2 separate regions of the Homo sapiens genome follow, and region 2 is linked to region 1. The links are chromatin loops, found by intact Hi-C in ENCODE. Cell type or tissue: breast epithelium. All regions are shown on one strand. Region 1 has its middle 22 kb from the start of LINC02308. Region 2 overlaps SEL1L (SEL1L adaptor subunit of SYVN1 ubiquitin ligase).

What was found. A loop is a pair of places that touch in the nucleus more often than their neighbours do. Peaks named below come from ENCODE experiments on the same cell type or tissue, not always from the same donor. Only the 100,000 strongest peaks of a DNase experiment are listed, where the experiment ranks them.
Region 2: it touches region 1 in a loop (12-fold over the local background); 1 of 110 quality-filtered maps calls a loop at or near these places.

Annotation. Positions count from the first base shown.
Region 1 is chr14:81,426,559-81,429,058 of GRCh38, forward strand. It overlaps a transcript of STON2 not described here. Among named protein-coding and RNA genes, the nearest start is that of LINC02308, 22 kb to the right of the region's middle. RefSeq lists an enhancer at 918-1,422. In breast epithelium, no CTCF peak of the experiment used is centred here; no DNase peak of the experiment used is centred here; H3K27ac peaks cover 358 bases.
Region 2 is chr14:81,496,510-81,499,009 of GRCh38, forward strand. SEL1L (SEL1L adaptor subunit of SYVN1 ubiquitin ligase) reads right to left here. Exons shown (of 21, transcript NM_005065.6): 9 at 1,904-1,985; 10 at 1,383-1,537. Among named protein-coding and RNA genes, the nearest start is that of SEL1L, 36 kb to the right of the region's middle. In breast epithelium, no CTCF peak of the experiment used is centred here; no DNase peak of the experiment used is centred here.

The DNA.
Region 1 (2,500 bases):
TCTCACACTTAACGCATCCAGATTTGACCAGCGACTCTCCCTTCCCTGAAATGACTGCGGCAAGAACCCTTCCCATCCAAGATGATGGCACTCTACCCCTCCAGTCCCCCTCGCCCGAAACATCGAGTCATCCAACCTTGTCTTCTCGCTTCCTCTGACACAGTTTCTCTCATGTTCATTTTACAAAAAGGCAGTTTACATACATATTTCTCACATGATTCTTTAAAATGGCTAGTTTCCCTAGGACATTTTATAAGATTTCGTTTGAGCATAACTCACCGTGAGTACCTTAACTGAGGTAGTCACGTAAGCTTCGTCTAACACAGCACTGTGTAACCTACAAATCATGATGTTCACCTACCGCTTTATTTTTATGTGCTATTTGATAAACACTTACGTAACACTTCTCATCTCTCAGACATTGATGTCAAAGTGCTTTACTGTTCATTTAATTAAATTATCATATAATCCTCATAACCCTATGAAGTAGGTTCCCTTTACAGAGATAAGGAAACTGAGGCTCAGGGAGATTAAATAGCTTACCTGAAACCGCACAATTCAAACCCAGGCAGTCTGGCTCCAGAGTCTGTACTTGTAACCACTTCGCCCTGCTCCATCCACGAGATGTACTTTTTTGCCTCGTGAGTTGTTTTCCTATGAGTAGAAACATACATGCATAAATGAACCTGCACTCTTATCTGGCTTTCTTATAGCCAGGACCCACCTCTGCAAAGTGCCTGACCTGACTGGGTGCATATTCTCTACCCTCTTCACAGGAAAATGGCAACCAAATGACAGGAGATCACAGCCCCTGGGCCCAGGAGCACTGTGCTGTGACCAGCCAAGTCACCCAGACCGGAGTCTGATATGCGACAGCAAACAACTCTGACTCCTTGGGACTGCCTCCCCAAGGCCTGCTCAGGAATCGGGAACTTAAAATCAACCGGAAGCAGAGCATGTGCGCTCCAGGGTGCCTGAGTATGATGGATGGCACAGCTGGAGGAGCTGGCTGTGTTGCAGACAGCACAGCCCCGCCTATGCCAATTAGGTTGATGGGTGGTGACTGAGAAACATGCTGGATTTACTCAAATAGATCCTCACTCCCTAACTCACCAACTTTTTAGAGATCATAACAAAAAGAATAAGGATGAGATGGGAAAAAAAAAAAGAGAGAGAGAAAAAAGTGTGCTTTGACTGCCCTGCTGATACTGTGAACTGACCGTGCAAAAACAAAAGCAGTTTTCCTCCTACCAGGCATCTCCCAGGGTGTGGCCAGAGTGCACAGATAGCCCCTGTTAACTCTTTAGAGCACATTTCCTTTTGCTTCCAGATACCACAGTGACTCAGGGCATAGCTTCTAGATCTAAGCGATTAAGAGAGGTAGGTTTAAAGCCCAGCTCCATTACAACCTTTGACAAAGTACTTAGCTCCAGCCTCTGTCTCATGAAATGCTACTCCTCATGTAATGCTACTCCTTAGATGAGATGCTACTCCTCCTGACCTTACAGCGTTGAGGTGCAAATTAAGTAAAATAACATGGTATAACCACTCAGCAGTGGACGTAAAACTCAACGCATGATAGCTATTGATAGTGTTTTTGATAATTTCAGCAATGATAAAAGTTTTCCACCCTTCAACTGTTCAAAGTCTGAAGTAGAGGGAAATGTAGGGACACGGAATGATTTAGAAAAAAATGAATATTTTATGTTTGGCAAGGATGGGGAAAAACACAAAGTATTATTTTTGACAGCTCTGAGTTCACATAATAGACGACATTTAAACAACGTATAACTGGATACGTCTACCAAATATGGATCACCCCAGCCTTATCCACTTAACCATGGCATTATCATTATTCTCTTTTAAAAGCTTAAGACAAATGGGCCAGGCATGGTGGCTCACGCCTGTAATCCCAGAACTTTGGGAGGCTGAGGCAGGTGGGCTGCTTGAGGCCAGAAGTTCGAGACTAGCCAGGCCAACATGGCGAAACCCCGTCTCTACTGAAAACACAAAAATTAGCCAGGCATGGTGGCACACACCTGTAGTCCCAGCTACTGGGGAAGGAGAGACATGAGAATCGCTTGAACCCAGGAGGCAGAGGCTGCAGTGAACTGAGATCCTGCCACTGCACTCCAGCCTGGGTGACACAATGATACTCTGTCTCAAAAAAAAACAGAAACAAAAACCAAAAAAACTTAAGATAAATGTTTTCCGTTTCTAAGGCAAACAAATAAAATCTGTTTTCATTTAAAGTATCCCATTTGGTTTTTTTAAACCAGTTAGCTAACTTCAAAGGGCAGCCAATGGAAGGACTATCAAGCTGGCAATGGTCTAGTGTCTAACTTCAAAGTTCAGGTAGATAGAAAGCCACTGATGGTCCCACTCTACTTCTCGGCATTTGGCATGAAATATGCTTGAGAATGCCCTTTCATTCAGATGGTGTGTTTGCATGGACACACAGCACTAAAATGGTACCTTCTTTCAATGAAAGCCAGGGAGA
Region 2 (2,500 bases), 70 kb after region 1:
GGGTGGGATCACTTAGACCAGGAGTTCAAGATCAGCCTGGCCAACATGGTGAAACTCCATCTCCACTAAAAATACAAAAATTAGCTGGGTGTGGTGGTGCATGCCTGCATTCCCAGCTACTTGGGGAGGTTAAGGCACAAGAATCGCTTGAACCCGGGAAGCGGAGGTTGCAGCGAGCTGAGATAGTGGCACTGGGCAACAGAGCAAGGATCTGTCTCAAAAAATAAAAAATAAAAAAATAAATAAAAAGCAATGAAAAGGTAAATTTGAAAATAAATGTAAATTAATATGGACTGTACAAAACAACAGTATCTCATGGTACCAAAATATATAAAATCAAACACACACAGAATACTCTGAGATCTCTGTGCTGTCCTGGAAATGGTAAAAGTGCTCATCGTACCAGACTTTGGTAAGTCAAGGATGCATGTTGTGATCGCTAGATAACCACTACAAGAGTAGCATCATGCTGGCAGAGGGGAAGAGATGCAACAGGAAAAAGCACTCAACCAAAAAAGGGCAAGAAAGGAGAGAAGAGTAAACACAACAAGCAAGATACACAGAAAGCAAGTAAAACAGAAAATTTTAAGTAAACTAAATTTTACAATAATGTAAAAATAAGATGTTTAATTGAACAAGTTTATTATAATTTCTATCAGCTAACATTTAGATCTACGTTTCACTACGTTTTTTTTTCCTTAAGACTCCACTGCTAGTCTTAAAACCAACTGTTCTTAATAAGTATCTAATGCTCATCTGTACATGTCCTAAATTAGAAATAATTGCAAACTTAGTGGAAAAAAATATAAATGTTAAAGTTCTTTTTATTTTAATATCAAAAGAAGCCACGAAACCTGTGTGTGCACACATGGTACTTTGACGGACATTATACAACTTCCATTAAACGAGCTTACTTCTGTTCTTGACCTTGAAGAAATTATGATTTTAGATGAGCCAAAGAAACACGAATGGTAAATAGCTCTGAAGAGCATCTGATATTGCAAATATTCCAGGGACTTCTTGTTTAGAGAAAGTGACAGTTTTCATCATTGGTGACTCCAGTAACAGCCTTCATCATCGGTGTTAATGCTGCTCTGTTCAAGCAGTGATTTTTTTAGGGGCAGTACACGGGAGAGTCACCTGGACAGTTTTAGGAACCCTCAATGCCTAGGCCCCATCCCACACTAACCCAAATGGAATCTCCTGAGAGTGTGAGACTCTTGGTTTTTTTTTTTAAGGGGCTCAGGTGATTCTAATATGTAGTTCATAATTGCTCAGGGCAATGAAAATGTAACTTACAGATATAAGTGCTTGCTCCCGTCCCCCACAGATTAAAATATACAATGCAGTAAAGATATTTGGTGAGATGTTCAAACACGTACCTGTGCTTGTACATCACCTTTTTCAGCTAGGAACTGGTAATATTGAATCAAATCTTCTTCTAGCATTCCACTGTTCATTCCTGGATTTTCCACTTCATCAGGCAGCCGTATTCTCTGTACTACTGAGCCTCCTGTTAGCGAGATATCACTAGCAACTGAAATAGAGGGATAAAACAATAAGGTGGAGGAAAATCAGAAGAATTGTTCCAGAGAGAGAGAAGTACAATTCCAGCTGCCAAACGTTGACGAACACATTGTTAAAGGAAGCTGTTTTTACAGTAGTCTATATAGATCGCAAATCAGTAATCTATTAATAAATTGAACTTTTTTCACAACGTAAATAGAACCTAAAGCAAAATTATATAAAGAAAAAAGTACTTCTGAACCTCAACTAGTTTAAAGATGAGTCCACATAAAAGAGCCATTTATAATACTTCAAATAGAACAATAAAAATAGAAATGTTTAAAGTTAATTCCATTTATTTTTTTTTCCTAAAAGGTAAAAGGGGAAACATAGATACCATGATTGGCAACAAGACGATAGTGAGTCAGGGCAGATTCACAACTCTGGAGGACGCCGATGCCAGCCCAGTATCTGTAACCCTGTAAAACAACTTCACGTGAGGAGGCAGCAGTTTCATGTACTTCAGTGTCATTCTTCGTGGAACAAATAAAGCTAAGCATACCCAGAATTTTGCTGTCATTTGATCCAAGTACACTAACACCTTATTTATGCTAAGTGTTAGGTTTTGAGGTAATGGATTCAGCAACTTCAACAAGAAGGCCATAGCTAAGAGCAAGGAAATAAATAATATAGTTCCTAGAGCAATCAAAATAGATGTCATAAACTTTATTTTTGAAGTGTGTGCATTTTACTCATAAGAGAAAAATTATAAGGGCTTTTGCTTAGAACCAGTTTTAATCTTAGACATAATTTTATTAAAAATGAGTTAATCTTCCAAATTAGCAAAGAAAAAGTAACAAATTAGCAAAATAGGGAAAATGAGACTACTGGAAGCAGGCACAGTGTCACTAGCAATAAATGACCAGAATAAATGGGAAGACAGCCAATCATGAAAAGTAAAAAACAGAAAGTAGAGCTCTCTGGAGTCATTCTG